Linked DNA regions of Homo sapiens: region 2 is linked to region 1. A link is an interaction called in ENCODE POLR2A ChIA-PET data of the cell type or tissue named here. Cell type or tissue: Panc1. All regions are shown on one strand. Links, peaks and the distances in the headings refer to the core of each region. The heading gives the core; the rest is flanking DNA.

The links. Peaks named below come from ENCODE experiments on the same cell type or tissue, not always from the same donor. Only the 100,000 strongest peaks of a DNase experiment are listed, where the experiment ranks them.
Region 2: POLR2A ChIA-PET joins it to region 1 with 12 read pairs; 3 of 35 experiments call an interaction of 5 or more read pairs at or near these places.

The regions. Positions count from the first base shown.
Region 1 is chr16:81,578,311-81,587,681 of GRCh38, forward strand. All of the region lies in intron 1 of CMIP (c-Maf inducing protein), which reads left to right. Among named protein-coding and RNA genes, the nearest start is that of MIR6504, 28 kb to the right of the region's middle. RefSeq lists an enhancer at 3,870-4,687. In Panc1, for the core only: a CTCF peak has its summit at 7,742; a DNase peak (open chromatin) is centred at 5,911; H3K4me3 peaks cover 95 bases; H3K27ac peaks cover 4,624 bases.
Region 2 is chr16:81,636,696-81,646,066 of GRCh38, forward strand. All of the region lies in intron 3 of CMIP (c-Maf inducing protein), which reads left to right. The region is part of intron 1 of LOC105371362 (a long non-coding RNA gene); the gene reads right to left. Among named protein-coding and RNA genes, the nearest start is that of MIR6504, 30 kb to the left of the region's middle. RefSeq lists an enhancer at 8,046-8,752 and a silencer at 8,729-9,023. In Panc1, for the core only: no CTCF peak of the experiment used is centred there; no DNase peak of the experiment used is centred there.

The DNA.
Region 1 (9,371 bases), core at 2,983-7,982:
AGACACTGCATATAAGGTCTCTTTCCTGCTCTTCCTGGGGTCTTTGTCATAAAGAGTACAGAGTCCCTTAATCTCTCCCTGGTCAATGGCAGTCCCAGCCCTGAGCTATGTGAGTGCTGGGTCTTGTTACTTTGAATTGTATACCTGAGCAAGGGGAAGAACACAGAGAGAGTTCTCCAGATGTTTTGTGTCTCCCTCTCTCCTTCCTTCTCCAAAAACGATCTCATCTCGGAGCTCACATTGGAGAGAGCTGTCCTTGTGAATTTCCCCACCCCTTCCTCTGGTCCCTTCAGTCCATAAAGTATGAAATCTCCATGCCATGGGCTGGTGTGTAGGATGTTCTTCCCAGCCAGTTGGATAAAGACATTTTGGTTTTTTGCACGTGGGAGACATCACAAAAGACTGTGCATACATCCTCTGTGTCCCTCTCTGGGGACCATGGCCTGGAAGCAGCCAACACCTGCTCCCTTCCTGCACTGGCGTCGGAAAAGTTCCATGGCAGATAAGCCCGTGCCATTGCAGGGAAGCCTTCACTCCAAAGCCACTTGCTGCCCCGGAGACCTGGCCTGCGAGGTCCAAGGTTGTGCCATCTGACCCCAGATGCTTCTTCTCCTTTCTGTGCTGGCCAGTGGGAGACAGCAGAGGGAACACTGGACTAAGAGTCAGGAGACACAGTTCCAGATCTAGCTCAGCTTCTTCAGCTCCAGAAAGCAATTTGCCTCTCCTGAGTCTGTTTTTCTTCCATAGAATCTCGGATTCAGATAAGAATTCCAGTTGACCTAGGGCAAGCACCCTCGCCTCTCTGTGCCTCAGTTTCCCCTGCAGGGACATGGGGATGGCACCCCCCTGCCTCCTAGGGCTATTGCAGGGATGATAAGGGGTTACTTCTTAACAATGAGGAGGAAGATGAAGGTGAAGGGTGGTGGCGGTCCTTGCAAGACAGAGGCCAGCAGCTGGTCCTCCTGGGGCCTCCATGGGGCAGCTCTCAGGTGTGGAAGGCATTCACCTTTGTCCCTCTGACTGGTACTCTTTGGCCCTAGCTCTGCTCTCTTGAGCCACCACAAATCCAGCCCCTTCCTCTGTGCCCCAAAACAGCCCTCCAGACCTCGGAAGCCAGTTTCTAACTGGACAGCAATCCTGCCCCTTAGTGTCATGTTCACCTTGAGCCTCCTTCTTGAAGGAAACCAGCAGAACCCTGCCAGGCCCTTTCTTGGTTGTCTCACTGGGAAGAGGGAAAATGTGGACTTGGAGAGATTGTCCCTGAACCATAGCAGGTGTGGAAGAGGTAGAGGGGGCATGGCCCAGCCCTGCTCCCCCCTGAAGGCAACACCTCCCGCTGAGTGTCACCTGCCTTCTGTTTTAAGGGACTCTGGGCAAAGATTTCATGTAAAAAAAGAGTTCTGCCACTTAAAAAAAAATGGATCACGAGGTCAGGAGATCGAGACCATCCTGGCTAACATGGTGAAACCCCGTCTCTACTGAAAAATACAAAAAAATTAGCTGGGCGTGGTGGCGGACGCCTGTAGTCCCAGTTACTCGGGAGGCTGAGGCCGGAGAATGGCGTGAACCCGGGAGGCGGAGCTTGCAGTGAGCCGAGATCGCACCACTGCACTCCAGCCCGCCTGGGCGACAGTGCGAGACTCCGTCTCAAAAAAAGAAATTAAAAAAAAAATGATATGACAGGTTTAAAAAGTTTGAAGCTAGGATAACTGTGGCTCAACTTGTCTTTCTGAAGAACGGATATTTCCAGTAGAATGGAACCAGTGTCTTGGGGCTCCCAAGAGTTCATTCTCCCCTTAAGATGGAGGCAGGGGTTTCCTAACCTGCTTAGCTGCCTTGACACCCTCCCTCAGCTCCCATTCCTAATCTCCAGCTTTACAGCAGCTGTGATGTAGGGCCTTGAGGGCAGGGCCGTGATCAGACCCCTTTAGGGGACAGACAAGAATCAGAGAAGCGAGGTGCCCTATGTCTCCCGGCTCTGGAGCCTGTTTGTGACATGGTGAGCTACACGCTGGGCACTAAGCTAAGGTATTTTTGTCTTTCTAATTGAGATAAATTCACCTCATATGAAATTGCCCACTTAATTTATTTTGGGTTTGTTTTCTTTCTCTTTTCTTTCTTTTTTTAATTTTTTTATTTTTGAAATGGAGTCTCACTCTGTCACCCAGGCTGGAGTGCAGTGGCGTGATCTCGGCTCACTGCAACCTCTGCATCCTGGGTTCAAGCAATTCTTGTGCCTCAGCCTCCCAAGTAGCTGGGACTATATAGATGCCTGCCACCACACCCAGCTAATTTTTGCATTTTTAGTAGAGACAGGGTTTTGCCATGTTGGCCAGGCTGGTCTCGAACTCCTGACCTCAAGTGATCCACCCGTCTTCGCCTCCCAAACTGCTGGGATTACAGGCGTGAGCCACTGCTCCTGGTTGCAGTGAGCCGAAATCATGCCACTGCACTCCAGCCTGGGCAACAGAGCGAGACTCTGTCTCAAAAACAAACAAACAAGAGCATAGTTCAGCGGCCTTTAGCAAATTCGCGATGTTGTGTAACTGCCACTTCTATCTAATTCCGAAACCTCTTCTCCACCCCAGCACGAAATCTCGTGCCCATTAGCAGTCATTCCCCATTCCCCTCTCTTCCAGCCCCCTGACAGCCATCAATTTCTGTCTTTTTGGGCTTTCCTCTTCTGGACTTTTCATAGCAGTACAATCACACAGTACATGGTCTTTTTCCACTGGCTTCTTTCCCTCAGCGTCATGTTGTCAGGGTTCTTCCGTGTTGCAGCATGTGTCAGCACTGCCTTCCTTTTGATGGCAGAATGATACTCCATTGTCTGTATGTATCATTTTTCTTTCTTATCCATTCATCTGTTGATGGACGTTTGTGTTGTTTTCACCTTTTTGGCTGTCGTGAATAAGCGGCCGTGAGCATTCTTGTACAAGTGTAGTCATGCATTGTTTCACGATGGGGATACGTTCCGGGAAGCGCGTAGTTAGGTGATTTAGTCACTGAGCGAACATCCTGGAGTGTGCTCACAGAAGCCTCGATGGTGTAGCCTGCCTCACACCTGGGCTGTGAGGTGCGGCTTATTGTTCCTAGGCCACAAACCTGTACAACAGGTTACTCTACTGAATACTGGTGGCAGTTGTAACATAGTGGTAAGTATTTGTGTGTCTAAGCATATCTAAACATAGAAAAGGCACAGTAAAAATATGGAATCATAATCTTATGGAACCGCAGTCATAAATGTGGTCCATCGTGACCAGAACGTTGTTATGCAGTGCTTGGCTGTATTTGTTTGAGTCCATGTTTTCAGTTCTTTGGGGTATTCACCTAGAAGGGGAATAGCCGAGCTTGGCATTTTAGGAATAGTGCTATCCTTATTCCTCACCATAACACCCTGAGGTTGCTACAGAGGGAAAACCGAGGCACAGGGCAAGGGAACCACTTCCTCACGCAGACAGCTCTGGGGTGGCAGAGCTGGGGTTGGGACCCAGGGAGCCTGATCCCCAGAACCCTTTAGTCCCTGCTCTTTTCCTTCTCTGCAGAGGGGCCTTGTATTAATCAGTTCTTACCTTGCTCTAAAGAAATACCTGAGACTGGGTAATTTTAAGAAAGGAGGTTTAATGGGCTCACGGTTCTGCAGGCTGTGCAGAAAGCATGGCAGCATCAGCTTCTGGGGAGGCCTCAGGTGGAAGGCAAAGGAGGAGCCAGCACATCACATGGCTTGAGCAGGACGAAGAGAGCTGGCGGGGAGAGGTGCCACACACTTTAAACCACCAGATCTCATGAGAACTCACTATCACGCCAACAATACCAAGAGGGATGGTATTAAATCCTGAGAAACTGCCCCCATGATCCAATCACCTCCCACAGGCCCCTTCTCCAACATTGGGGATTATAATTGAACATGAGTCTGGGGTGGGGACACAGACCCAAACCATGTCAAGCCTCTTCCCCAAATGTTCAGCCCAGTGCCTCCAGGAACCCCTCCTTGGAATATTTTTTTTGCCAACTTGCCAGGGTGTCCCCAGTCTCCTTGAGCGTGACAGGGCCAAGGCAGTGCTTCTGAAAGCCACTTATCAGACTGAGCTTGAGAAGGGATGTGTGGGGACTGGGAAGGGTCCTCAAAGGCCTCCCCTAAAGGGTAGCAAGTGGTTTTTCATTGCTCCCTGGAGTCCAGTGGGCTGGGTTTTCAGTTGTAAGGACCTCTGAGCTTTGAGTCATCTGTGCACCTTGTTGATGGTAAACGGAGGAACACCCTGCTTATTCAGAGACCACTTTCCAGCAAACACTCCGAACCCAGCCCAGAATCCAGGTAGAGAAGTGTACCAAAGTCACGGTGGCTGCCACACTCTAACTCTTTGGTTGCATTCCCAGCAGGGCCTCGCTCCCATGCAGGGCACAGTCCTGACTAGTGTATTGCTTGGGTTTCCAAGACCATGAAACTAAAAGCAGCAAATCAGGATGAAGCAAGAGGGAACGCTTTCATGAACGGCGAGCGGAATGCCCAACAGCACAAAGTCGGCGGGGGTAAAACGAAAATGACAGAAAGAAAATGAAGATAAAGAGTGCACGGCAGTTGGGGGACACCATTCGGGGGCCAGCAGCTCTCCACTGCTTCAGGAGCTCCTGACGGTGGCAGTGTGGGGTAGCAGATGCTCCAAGGGACAATTGCATCAGCAAGAAAGGGCAAAGGCTACTCCCTGCCATCTGCTTAAAGCGAGGAAAGAAGGAGTGTTTCTATCTAAAATTATTTAAATTTCTCTAAAGGGCCTTGGCACTCAGAGGGTAAGCTCTGGCTGGCATTGCCTCTGACCTTGGCCGTCTGATCAGGCAGTGAAAGAAGGAATTGTTCCTGGGGTTGCAAGGGAGTTGCTGCCAACATCTGGCCTGCCTGGCCCCTTTGTCTCCCTATTGACGGCGACAGCATTGGGCAAGTCCTGGGCCTCATGTCTGTGCGAATGTCCCCACCCTGTCACCGGCACTTCCCCCCGGGGTCGGGGCTCCGGGCCTCTCATACAGCTGTGGGCCTGATGGTAGAAAAGGAGGCTCTGTTCTTTAACCCTGAATGGGATCGGCCACTGATCTATTCTTGTCACTTGTTGAGCAACTGTTCTAGGCTAAATCTGAATTCTTTCTCAGTTAGTGCCCGAATTTGCTTTTTAAAAATAAGTCATTGGGAATACTTGACCCTGGGCAGAGAGCGGGACCAGCACTCAATGAAACTTGTCAATAGAGTTTCTCACGGCCGGGTCACAGACGTGGAGGGAGTGACTGAGTCCCAAGAGAAGACCCACTGTCTCACTGTGTTTCCTCTCACTGTCAGCCCCAACCGAGGCTTATTGGGGGTACTTTGTTTCTCCTTTGGACCTAAAGTCCTCTGTCTGTCGTTGCAGAGGCACTTCTAGATACCCCTTTCCCAAGTGGTTTCTGGGAAAGACGAGAGCATCTGAAAGCCTTATGGAGGCTACTGAATACAAGGCCAAGGGGGCTGGATTTTTCTCTGTAGGCAAATCAGGGATATTCAAAGTCACTGAGCAGAGGAACAACACATTTGAGTTGTGTTTTGGGAAGAAAACTCTGGCGACAGTGTTTTGGGTAGAGAGGGAATCGTTGGAAGCAGGAAATAAAGATTGGAAGCCTTTGGAATATTCCAGAAGAAAAATAAGAGGAGGCAGAGGTAGGATAGAGGGCAAGGGAAGGTGTGGAGGAATTGAAGGGCAAGAAGCAGCTGGCTCTGACCCTGGTGACTCACTAGATTCAAGGGCTGGGAGCGCCGAATCCAAGGGAGAAGTGGAGTTGGAGTGTGGCCGAGCAGTAGGCGTGGTTGCCACAAGCCAGGCCTGGGAAGACGGCCCCTAGCGCCCACCAGCACCAGGTGGTGGGTTCAGCTTGCATTGCCATCACTGGAGTGTAAGCCCCCTACTAGAAGGAAAACTCCTTGGAGGCAAGGAGCTCTTTCTGTTTTGTTGAACAATGTGTCCGTAACACCTAGAACATGCTGGAAGTACTTCGATGTCCTCCAGCAAGCACTCCGTAAATATTTGATGAATGAATAAACTGTGAGTCTGAAGCGTAGGAAGGAGACTCTTAATCCAGTTTTTAGGTTGTTTGTTTCAAGCTGAGTGTAAGGCCATGTTTGTATATGTGTTTTATGTGTGTATATATGTATGTAAGTGTAAAATCATCCTTCTTTTTGTCAGAATGACCCTGTTTTTACCTCGAGTGGTCAGAGTAGTCTGTGAGAATGGCTGAAACCATTGGTCTGTTAAGAGTGTGCCCGTGTAGATCAGCTGCAGTCCCACATAATGACAGGAGCCTTGGTTCATCCAACTAGGAAGACTGAAGCTCATGGAAATAAACATCAAACTAGCCCGGCGCCGTCCATCATCCGAATTATCAACACATCGTGAGATGCCAGGAAATGACTTTCTGTTCTTGAATTGGCCTCTGGAGGAATCCCCTGAGACCCTAGTACTTCATTCTCCCTCTGTCCAGTAAAGGAACGCTTCTGCAAGGAAGGGGTTCATGTGGCTGTGGATGAAGCCTGCTGGGCCTGGATGCCTCCATGAGTCAACTCCCCCAACTGTTCAGACCCCTGTGAAGGGAGAGCAGAGGCTTTGAAATGGCCATTTTAATATCACCCGTAAGTTTGGAAAATTCTTAGAATTCATTGCATTCGTGTGGAACTTCTTTTTCATTGAGGTGAAATTCACATAATGTAAAAACCACATGTAAATGTACAGTTCGGCCAGGCATGGTGGCTCACGCCTGTAATCCCAGCACTTTGGGAGGCTGAGGTGGGCAGATCACTTGAGTTCAGGTGTTTGAGACCAGCCTGGCCAATATGGCAAAACCCTGTCTCTACTAGAAATACAAAAATTAGCCAGGCATGGTGGTGGGCACCTGTAATCCCAGCTACTCAGGAGGCTGAGGCAGGAGAATTGTTTGAACTCAGGAGTTGAGGTTGCAGTGAGCCGAGATTGTGCCATTGTACTCCAGCCTGGGCAAAAGAGTAAGACTCTGTCTCAAAAAATAATAATAATAAATGTACCATTTGGTGGCATTTAGTACATTTATAATGTGCAATCACTACCACTTCTATCTAGTTCCACAATATTCTCATCACCTCAAAAGGAAACCCGTGCCCATCAGCAGTCAGCCCTGCTCCCCTCCTGCCAGGCCATGACAGCCGTCTGATTTCTGTCCTGTGGATTTGCCTATTCTGGACATTTCATATACGTGGATCAATTCCATTCTGAAACCCTTTGTATCAGGCTTCTTTGATTTAGGATCACATTTTCAAGGTTCATCCATGTCGTAGCGTGTGTCAGTACAAATTTAACGGCAGACACCGCATGGCACAGTACCTTTTGGCCAGTCCACTTCCCTGGACCTTAGAAATTCCTTTGCATCTGCTGGAGGATTGGGCTGGAGAAGAACCCCACCTGTCCTGACCCTGCAGCCCCAAATGCCCTTCCATGTCCCTGGCCCAGCAAAATCCTCCTCACTTCTCAAGATTCGGCTGTGAGCAGAGTTAGTGGCTGTCTTCCTCTTTACTGCTCTGTAAGAGTTGCTGCCCCTGTCGTAGCACCTGTCTCACCAGCACTGATCACCTCCCCCATTCTCCATGAGCTCCTGGAGCATGGTGCCCAGGGCGCTGCCGGGGAAGGCCTGTTAGTGAACGTGTGGTCCAGGGAACAAACGCATGGCATTCTCACAGCCGGACTCCATTGCTCCCTCTAGCTTCAGGGATTGGTCATGTTGTCATCTGTTTGTGCTCCTATCTTTTTTTTTTCCAGAAAGGATTTGGGGTGGGGGTGGGTCTAAACAGCTACTTGTAGAGACAGCCCCGCCCCACACCTACCTTCTGTCATCAGGACCCCACTTACCAGGCTCTTTCAGAGATGGGATTTTGGGCCCTATTGATGGGATAGTGAAATGGACAAAGCAACTTTACTACTATTTTGATAACACAGTTTACTGTAGTAGAGGCGTGATGCATCTCTTCTTGCATTGGAGGTGGTAATTTGTGGGTGCTATTATCATCGAAACAGCGATAGTAGAAAGAGATAGTCGTTCACTGCCTACTTGTTTGTAGACAGTAGCAACAGTGATCCTTGGGGGCCCAAGAGTCCCTCTTCACAAGGCCTGTTCACATACATTTACCTAGTGTCTCCCGTACTAGGAGAATTAAATCCCAGTAAGCCCTCACATTCCTCAGTGATCCGGTGTAACTCCAAGCACTGTAGCCTGCCACGCAAGGCTCTCTGTAATCGAGATTTAATCAGTTTTTATGACTCACCTCCTTCAACTTCTCTCTCTCTGCCCAATAAACTCCTATTCATCCTTCAAAGCCCAACTCAAACATCGCATACTCTCTGAAGTATTCGTCCCACTTTCCCTCGGGCTCCTCTGCCTCCACACCTGCACACATACACATGGAATTCTACTAATGTGTAGACATCTGACTCCCCACTCAACTGTGGAGTCCTTAAGGAAGGGGTTCTGGACTATGTCACACAGATGTTAGACAAATGAACCGAGGGGGCATTTGCATGGGTGCTTAAAGTGAGGTAAAGGAGAGAAGAAAGTAGAGAACTCAAAGAGGAGAGCTCGCTGGATTCAAATCTGGGGTGTTCCGGAATTCTAGGTATTCACCTAAGTCTGTTGGGACCCATGAGCTGTTTTCCCAATTTAGAAAAGTAAAGAACAGGCTACATGAGATGAAATCTGTGTGGTTGGTTTTTGTTTTTGATGCAGTGTGTGCAGTGTGATTCCCTAATAGCAGTTAACTGGTATTGATTTGAAACAGAAATGCAGAAGGGCAGGGAGTCAGAGGTGTTTATACAGGAGAAAGGGAACCTGCATGACTCATTACCACGGGGCAGGGTCTAGGGGAGCGCACTGGACACTGGAGCCAGCTTTACAGCTGGGGTCCACTCTGATGGGGCCGCCCATTCCTGGGCTGTACCAGCGATTAAACATTTGAAACACCACCTCTGCTCATTATATGATGAGTATGTTTGGTAGGCAGAATTTTGAAAGGTGGAGTGCTGTGGGTGGAATCGATGAGGCGGTCAGTCTGTGTCTGTGCCATATGTACTCGGGGGCCTGTGACCCAGTGGGGGGCCGGTTTCACCTCTGTTCAGCCAGAGCCACCACAAAGTCCTTGCTTCCCCAGCTGCTGCACAGATTGCGCAGATCATCATCCCCATCACGGTAAAGCTTTGAGGTGGGTGTTCTTCTCATTCCCATTTTACCAATGAAAAAACCAAAGGTGCTAGAGATGAAGTGGCCGCCAAAGGCCACCCAATGGGTGAGCTACAGCGCTGGAGTGGGAATCTCAGCCGTCTCTGCTCCATCTTCCA
Region 2 (9,371 bases), core at 2,071-7,070, 57 kb after region 1:
TATTTCTCTTTAATTAAATGCACAATGCATGAACGGCTTCCTGCAATAATTTGAAACATTGCAGATAAAGCTGAGCCCTACCCGTTGGTCCTCCCCCGAGCCACTTCCGTCTCCAAAGAAGACAGCTGTCACCAGCCGGACTTGGTCCCCACCCCCCACCCCCTGAAGCCCCGTGAATTAGATCATATATATGTGTATGTCAACATAGATTATGCATGTATTTGCTACTGTACTTAACAGCATGTTGTGCAGGTGGAATCCACGGCAGATCTTGTAACCCTCCTTCCTTCTTTTTAACTGCTGTTTGCTGTTGCACTGTGGGGGCCACAGTGTAAGCACTTCTCTATTGATGGACATTTAGGGGGTTTCTGGTCACCTTTTTTATTTTTTTTGAGACAGAGTTTCGCTCTTGTTGCCCATGCTGGAGTGCAGTGGCACAATCTTGGCTCACTGCAACCTCTGCCTCCTGGGTTCAAGCATTTCTCCTGCCCCAGCCTCCCAAGTAGCTGGGATTACAGGTGCGTGCCACCATGCCCAGCTAATTTTTTTGTATTTTTAGTAGAGACGGGGTTTCATCATGTTGGCCAGGCTGGTCTTGAACTGCTGACCTCAGGTGATACACCTGCCTCGGCCACCTGAAGTGCTGGGATTACAGGTGTGAGCCACGGTGCCCAGCTGGTCACCTTTATTTTTTCTAAGACATTAACTGTCTTTAGTCAGTGTCCTACTGAACTCAATAGGTGTCATTTATCAAGCCTGAAATGTGACATTTAATTCTCCCAATAGCTCCAGGATGCAAATGCTACTATTATCCCCATTTTACAGATGAGGAAACTAAGGTTCAGAGAGGTGATGTAGTTTGCCTAAGGCTGCACAGCTCATAAGAAGCGGAAAAGAAATTCAAGTGTAGATCTGCCCGACTCTCCGTTTGTGATGATGCACACATCTGCGAGCAAAAACATGGCTTGCTTGAGCCTCTGAGCTCCCAGGAGTGTGCAGGCTGGTGGGGGAGGCAGCTGGCCCATAGGTCGTAGAGTGAGCAAAGAGTGATGAGGGTAGTAAGTTGGCATGCTGAGCATGGGGCTGGGACCTGCCAGCCTCCCTGGCGCAACAGAAATTCATTTCTCATGGTTCTAGAGGCCAGGAAGTCCACCATCAAGGTAGATTGGTGAGGGCTCGCTCCCTGCGTCACAGAGGGTGCCTTCTCGCTGTGTCTCACATGGGAAGGGGTGAGGGAGCTCCCCCAAGCCTCTTTTCTAAGGGCACTGATCCCATTGGTGAGGGCTCCACCCTCATGAACTAATCACCCCCACGAGGCCCCACCTCCTAACACCCCCCCCACTGGGGATTAGGTTTCAATAATGAATTTTTTGAAGATACAAACATTCAGAGCTTAGCACTTGGCTTGTGGCCCCCTCACTCCGGTGTCTGCCTCCATGGTCACATGGCCTGCGCCTCCTCTGTCTCTCCTTTGTATACTTCCTGGGGATACTCGTCACTGGATTCAGGACCCACCAGATAATCCAGCGTGATCTCCCCATCTCAAGATCCCAAACGTGGGATGTTGCATTCACAGATGGCAGGGGTTGATGTGGACATACCTTCTTTGGGGCCACCAGTCACCTCATGACCCAGGCAGGAGTTTGCCTCTCTTAGTGAATGTGTCTCCGGGCACAGCCCTCCCCCCAGAGCATCTTGACACAGGAATGAGCAGAAGAAAATCCCACAGCTCTTGGCCCACCCCCACCTGCACGGGACTCTCTGAGGGGATGGTGCCTGGGATTTGATTAAGGAACCCTGAGAAACTGGTCGTATCCTTATCAAGGCCAGAGCATAACACGCCCGAGGCGACGCTCCTTATTGTCCCTTCTGTCACCTCTCATCCCTCCCCTTGTCCCTTTCCTCTCCCCCCTCTCCCTTCTCCTTGGAGAAGAACCCGGCAGCTTCTGCCTGCACCTGAGAATGTTTTCCCCTCTTTCCCTCTTTCTATAGCCTGTTCAAAATCTTAACTTAAAACCTGCTGAACTGGGTGTTCCTGCCCCAGTTCAGCCTCCTGTGGGAATGAGGGAGGTGCCTCCTGTCCGCACAGCCTCTGGTCAGCCTGAGAGCAGGGAATCCAGGAGGACAGGAGGGGCGGGCAGGCTGTGTTGAGTTTTAGAATTCTGAAAGAGGGGCGCCTGTTCTAGTCCATGAGGAAATGCACTTCTCCAGGCCCACCCCACACCCGGCCCACCCGTGCAGGCTGTTTTTCCACTGCACTCAGTTTTCCTGGAGAAACAGCCCCCGCCGGGATTAGGACCGTGTGAAGATCAGAGAGCCTTTCCAGAATGCCGAGGGAGAGTCCAGGATTGTTCCTGTGTGTGTGGCTCAGTCCCTTCAAGGACCGGAGCTCAGGACCAGGGGGTGACCCTGAGCCAGAATCCTGGTTCCTACAGGGCCGGCTGTGACCTGGAGTGGGTTACCTTTTCCTCTGTGTGTTGTGGTCTTCAAGTCTGTAGAATGGGGGTCGCACCTGTTAACCCCGGCTGCACCACATTCAGATCACCTGGAGATCTTAAATATTCTCTTGTTTAGTTCGGTGAAATATGCATGAGGCATCATTTGAACCAGGTTTAGGTGGCAGTTCAGTGGTTCATTCACGTTGCCGTGCTGCTGTCACCACCATCCGTCTCCAGAACTTTCTCCTCTTCCCAAATGGAAACTCTGTCCCCATTACCCCCTCCCCCAGCCCCTGGCATCCACCATTCTGCTTTCGGTCTCTAAGAATTTGTCTACTCTAGGGACCTCATATGCGTGGAATCACACAAGATTTGGCCTTTTGTGGCTGCCTTATCTCAGCCTAATGTCCCCAAGGTTCATTCATAGTGTGGCCTGCGTCAGGATTTCCTTCCTTTTTAAGACAGAATAATGCTGCAGTGAATGGGTAGACCACACCTTATGTCTCTCTTTATCCATTGGTGGACCTGGGTTGCTTCTGCCTTTTGGCTGTTACGAATGACGCTGCTGTGAACATGGGTGTGCAAATGCACTTTTAAATATACCGGCGCTCAAAAAAGTCCTGATGCATAGGTTCTGCCTGCCCCCAACACCAGTCTGATGGGATTGTCCTGAGGTTGGACTCCGTTATTGGAATTCTAAGCCCCTTGGGTGGTTTTAATGTGTAGCCAGGGTCAAGAACCCTGCCTGATAGAGTCATTTGGGGCACACCTCAGCACAGGGCCCAGTACATAGGAAGCCCGGGGATGTTAGCTGGTGTGATGGTGGCTGCTGGTGTCGGCTGATGTACAGCTTTGTGTGAGAGGACAGCTTGGGGCCGGAATCCTCCCCCATGGCTCCTCTTTGCCAGGGACCCTGTGCGAGCCCCATGCTGACGTCCCTACCCGAATTCTCCTGGAAGTTCCTCCTGTAGCCTCCTGGGTCCCCAGGTGGCTCCCTCTGACCTCACTGATGATGCAGGTGCCCAGGTGTGCCGTTTCTGACGCAGGGCAGGGCCAGGGCTTATGCAATCGGGTAATGGGCTGGAGGCGGGCCTTAGGGTGGAAGTCAGTGTTTCTGTCCCCTGCTGCAGCAAGAGCAGGATAGGACATCAGGCCCCCCCCCCCCCAATTCCCCAGGGAAAGAAAACCCAACCAATTCCAAACCCAGCTCCCACTTTCTCAACCACAGTTGCAGAGGGCCCTGCTGCCTTCTGTGAAATGATGGGGCTGGACGGCTCAGCTCGAGTCACCGCAGTAAGATGGCAGACTGACTGGGACCAGGCGTCCTGGGGTCAGTCCTTGCTTGCTCCTTACAGCTGTCTGGGCTTCCAACAGCTGCTATGACAAATTTCCGTAAACTGTGTTGCTTAAAACAACAGAAATTTGTTCTCACACAATTCTGGGGCCAGATGTCCAAAATCAAGGTGTCAGCAGGGCCACATTGCTTCTGAGACTCTAGGGGAGGGCCTTTTCCTTGCCTCACCCAGCTTCTGATGGTGTCCGGCTATCCTTGATGCGCCTTGGCATCCAGGCTCTGCCTCCATACGTGGAGGTCTCTCTGGAGCATGTGTGTGTGTGTGTGTGTGTGTGTGTGTGTGTCTCTCTCTCTCTCCACATGGCCTTTTTATAACGACGCCAGTCACTGGATTTAGGGCCAACTCTAATCCAGTATGACCTCATCTTAATTATATCTGCGAAGACCCCATTTCCAAAGAAGGTCATAGTCACAGATACCGGGCTTAGGACTTGGACATATGTTTTGGGCAGACACAGTCCAACCCACAACACCAGCTGTGTGACCTGGGCAAGGTGTGAGCCCCTCCTCTCCTCTGCAGCACGTCCACCATGAAATGAGGCTTGTGGGTGAGAACCTTGCTTCTTAGAGGGCTCAGGAACATCTGTGTCACCTGGAAGCTGCTTAATGCAGATTCCCAGGCCTCGCCCAGCTCTGCTGAGCTGGAATCTGCATGGTAACCAGACCCCCAGGCAATTCCTGTGCACACGAATGAGAGTTGCAGGGTAGGTGAAAGGATTTGGTGCAGGGCCTGGCCTAAAGCAGCACCTAACGCATGTTAGCCTTCAGTGCCATTTTCATTCTCCCCACTGCCTGTTCTACCTGCAACAAACACCGAGAGCACCTTCCCTGGGTGGCTGCAGTCACCATCCAACACATCGGAGGAACAGATGAGATGTCATCCCTGCTCCCAAGCAGCTCCTAGCTCAGCGAGGAAAACAGCTACATACAATTTTTTTTTTAATGTGCTCAAACAGCATCTGCGTGATGATTGGATTTTGCCCACGGTGCAGCTGGCCTGAAGAGCCAGGTAGGATGTGGTACTCAGCTGGGAGCCTGACACCAAGGCCAGCTTATCTCCTTGCCAGCCAGGCACGTGGTTACCTAGGCAACCAGCCGATGCCGCAGAGACAGTGGAGCAGGACACCCGCCTGAGTTCCCGCTGTTTCCCTGGAAGCGGCATTGAGCACAGGAGGCCACCACCGGTGGGCATTTAGGCGTTTTCCCCTCTTGCAAACAAATTGCCCATCTCCCCAGGAGCTGGCTTTTCAGGCAGGTGTCCACTGGGCACCCAGCTGCACCAGCCTGCAACTGCCTTTGGGAAACCGAGGAGGCGAGGCTCAACTCTCCGATTTGAAGGCAGCAGAATCATTGATCAAGGCATAGAGGTGCTCAGGTTTGCCTCTCGGAGTGGCATGATGGTCAGGTGCTCAGGATCCAGAGCTAGACCTGGATCCCAATTCTGCCTAGCTCTTAGTAGCTGCATGACTTACCTCACTCAGCCTCGATGTTCTCATCTGTAAAATGGGACTTACATTATACCACTCACCTCATTTAGTGGATGGGATGATTTAAAATGTATTTATACAAAGTGCTTCGCACAGGACCTGGCCTATGGAGTGCCCTTCAGAAGCGATGGCTTTTCCGCTGTCTTGTCACTCGTCATTCATCAGAACCCAGTGTGCGTGCTTGCTGTTCTTGGAAAATGTCAGCCCTTGATATGTAGTAGCCATTATGACTGTAATGAGTAGTTTGGTTAGAATGTTCTGTGCCCTGTCTCACCCTTCAGCCAGACTGGGAGTGTGCAGGGGCTGGTTTGTCTCATCTCTGTATCATTTCCCCCACTCCCTGCCCCTCCATAGAGACAGTGCCCCACTCAGAGTAGGCGTCCCTCCACCCACCTTGAAAACATGAGTCCTGAAGGGTAAGCATTGATTAATTCATCAATGAATTAGTTGGACCAGCAGGTAACAGAGTTCAGTAATTGTGTGGGGTAAATTGGGGTCCCCTAAAAGACCCCTTACACCCTGTGCTGTCCTGTGGCAAAATTTAAACTGATTCAGTGCAGTTGAGGCACGGGGACAGGGCAAAAAGCAACAATATATGTGCATAGCAGCACTATTCATGATAGCCTACGGTGGAGACAACCCAAGAGTTCATCAGCGGATTAACAAAGAAATTGCAGTGTATCTGCCGGGCGCGGTGGCTCTCCTGAGGTCAGGAGTTCGAGACCAGCCTGGTCAACATGGCGAAACCCTGTCTCTACTAAAAATATAAAACTTAGCCAGGCGTGGTGGCGGGCGCCTGTAGTCCCAGCTACTCGGGAGGCGGAGGCAGGAGAATCGCTTGAACCCGGGAGGCGGAGTTTGCAATGAGTTGAGATCGCACCACTGCACTCCAGCCTGGGTAACAGAGTGAGACTCCATCTCGCAAAAAAAAGAAAGAAAGAAATTGCAGCGTATCCATGCAGTGGACTGTTAGTCATGGAAGGGGGTGAAGCAAAGCTGCCACAGCCGGATGAACCTTGAGGACGGTATGCTAAGTGGACAGAAGGCCACATTGTGTATGATTTATATGCAGTGGAAGACACATGTTAACCCACAACAGTTTTGGCAGACACAGTTCCACCCACAACACAAGCTATGTGACCTGCGCAAGGTATGAACCTCTCCTCTCCTCTGTAACACGTCCACCTCGTGGAGGAGAGGAAGTGAGGCATGTGGGTGAGAACCTTGCTGCTTAGAGGGCTCAAGGACATCTGTCTCACCTGGAAGCTGCTGAATGCAGATTCCCAGGCCTCACTGTGGTCACAAAAGGACACATAGTGTATGATTCCATTTATATGCAATGTTCAGAATAGGGGAATCCAGGAACAGAAAGTGGATTGGTAGTTGCCCAGGGGCTGGGGGAGAGTACAATAGGAAGTAACAGCTTAAAAGGGTTTCCTTGGAAGTGATGGAGAAGTGTTGGAAATAGTGGTGGTGGTTACACAACACTGTGCTAAACGCCGCTGAAGTGTTCACTGTAAATGGGTACATGGTGGCCGGGCGCAGTGGCTCACACCTGTAATCCTAGCACTTTAGGAGGCCAAGGCGGGCAGATCATCTGAGGTCAGGAGTTCGAGACCAGCCTGGCCAACATGGTGTGAAACCCCATCTCTACTAAAAATACAAAAATTAGCCGGGTGTGGTGGTGGGCGCCTATAATCCCAGCTGCTGGGAAGGCTGAGGCAGGAGAATCACTTGAACCCAGAAGGCAAAGGTTGCAGTGAGCCGAGGTCATGCCACTGCCTGGGTGACAGAGCGAGACTCTGTCTCAATAAGTAAGTAAATAAATAAATAAATAAGGTTAATGGTTAATTTTATGGTGTGTGGATTTTACCTCAATGAAGTAAATCTATATGTATGTGTATATAGTGATGGCAGCCCCCTGGTGCCTCAGACAGCCTAGTTTCTCAGGCCAGAGTGATGGGCTGTGACTGGTAAAGCCCCTGTGTGATTCCCGGAGGCACTAGGGTTGTCCCTACCAAGCCTGGGGCAAGAAAGGAATCCCAGTCAGAGAGAAAAAAAATAGTGTTCAGTCTAATCCCAGAAGCACCGTTGACCCTATAGCCCTGACCTGTAATGAAAACGAACGAAACATGCATTTACAATATTTCTTTAAAAATGAGATTTTGGGGGTCTCACTTTCTAGTTAAGTTGAGTGTCTTCTCGTTATTTTATACTCCACAATTAGATCACAGATGCCCTCCAGTCATGGTGGTGCTGGTGCCCATGTATTTCACTGGAAATGTGCACAGATAATCGGGACAGTGTTGCCTCCTTCCCTGGAAAATTGTAGCCAAAGCACCGAGGCTGATTTTGTGACATGGATTGTGTGGGCTAGCAGGCATGGGGAATAAGGCCAGGGGGCTGTGTTTGACCCAGGGTGTCTCTGTGGGGAGTGCACCAGCAGGGAGCTGAGAGGTTATGAGCGGGTTTTAGGTTGATGTTGAAGACTTGGCGGCCAAAAGGGCAGTTTGGGGGTAACACCCATGGGACAGTTATGAGGCCTGCATTATATATGAAGGTAATGTGACAGTCTCTGATGCTCACCGGATTGAAGGGAAGCTATTCTGGAGGACTCAAGAAGGCCAAAAATGCTGCCTCCCAAGTGTCCAGTCCTCCCGGAAGCCATGGCTTGCTGGAGATAGCAAATTATTTCCTACACACTTAGCATCTGCAGCCATAGTGAGTCTTGAATCAGGGAAGCCAGGGAAGATAACCAGCCAGCCATTGTCCCCGGGTGTGCAAGGCACAAGTGGGGACATTGCACCTTGGTAGACCTTTTAAGAAAATTCCAAGGCAGGGTCCCAGTGAGATGGGGGCTTGGAGAGGGGGGTCTCCCATGGGAGGAGGTAGGCAAGGGCCCTTTCCTCGGGCCGAACGCAGTGCCACACACATACTAGACCTCAGCATCGATGGGTAGAGGCAAACATGCATGCTCCTGGGCCCGTGGGGACGTGATGACAGGGACACCAAGACTTTCGGATAGCACTGCCCGACGGAGCATTCTGCGATGATGAAAATGTTCTCTGTCTGCACCACTATAGTCACCACTAGACACAGCTGGCTACCGAGTAACTGTAATGTTACGATGTGATCAAGATGCTGGATTTGTAGTTGTATTTCATTTTAATGAAGTTCAGTGTGCGTAGCCACCTGGGGCTGGTAGCTTCTGGACTAGGCAGCTCCGCTGTAGGACCTGCACTGGAAAAAGTTTTCAAAGCCGGGCTGGGTCCTCCCTGGCTCATATTTCCCTGTGGGGTCCTCCTCCACTCTGCAGTGCCATGGGCGCGCCCGTGCAGCGTCCTCTCTTCACGACAGGTGGTGGGGAGCATGCGTGCTTGGGTGTGTACGCGCGCGAGCCCCAGAGGCTGCGGCAGCAGCAGAGCAGCAGAGCAGCAGCCCCTGCCTGGCGCGACGTGCTTCCAGTGCATTCTGAGTCACTCCTCTCCTGGCAAGGGGCACATTCCTGCTGACGACTTGTCTCCCGTGGAGGAGCAACAGGCTCTGCTTTCCCTGGCCTGAGAACCCTGGCATATGTGCTTGCCTCTGCTGACAGTTGCCAGAGCGATGGCAAGTGTTGCCCAGGTAACGTCCCTTCCTTGACAAGCAGAGAGGGTGAGGACAGCGCTGGAGTGGCTGACTCTGCCAGACGGGAAGCAGGAGGCTCTGCCTGCTGTCTCTGCTTGCCGCTGGCTGGTGGGGCTTGGGCTCGGATGTGGGGAGCCCTCCTGAGTTCTACCTCCCTGGACTACTCCTTTACAGAACTTGGTAGGTGAAAACAATCAGAGCTGCTGTTTAGCCAGGAACTGAGCTAAGTGTTTTATATATTATCTCATGAAATAGTCACAGCAAGCCTTTGACAGTAGTTATTCTTATCCTGATTTGCAGACAAGGAAACTGGTGCAAGTAATAGACTGTAAGTTTCATGAGCACCGGGGCTTGTCTGCTTTGTTCACCATGGTTATCCTTAGTACTTAACATAGTGCTTGGCACGTCATAGTAGATCTTCATGGGATGATTGGATGGAAGGGTGAATAGATCGATGAGTGAGTG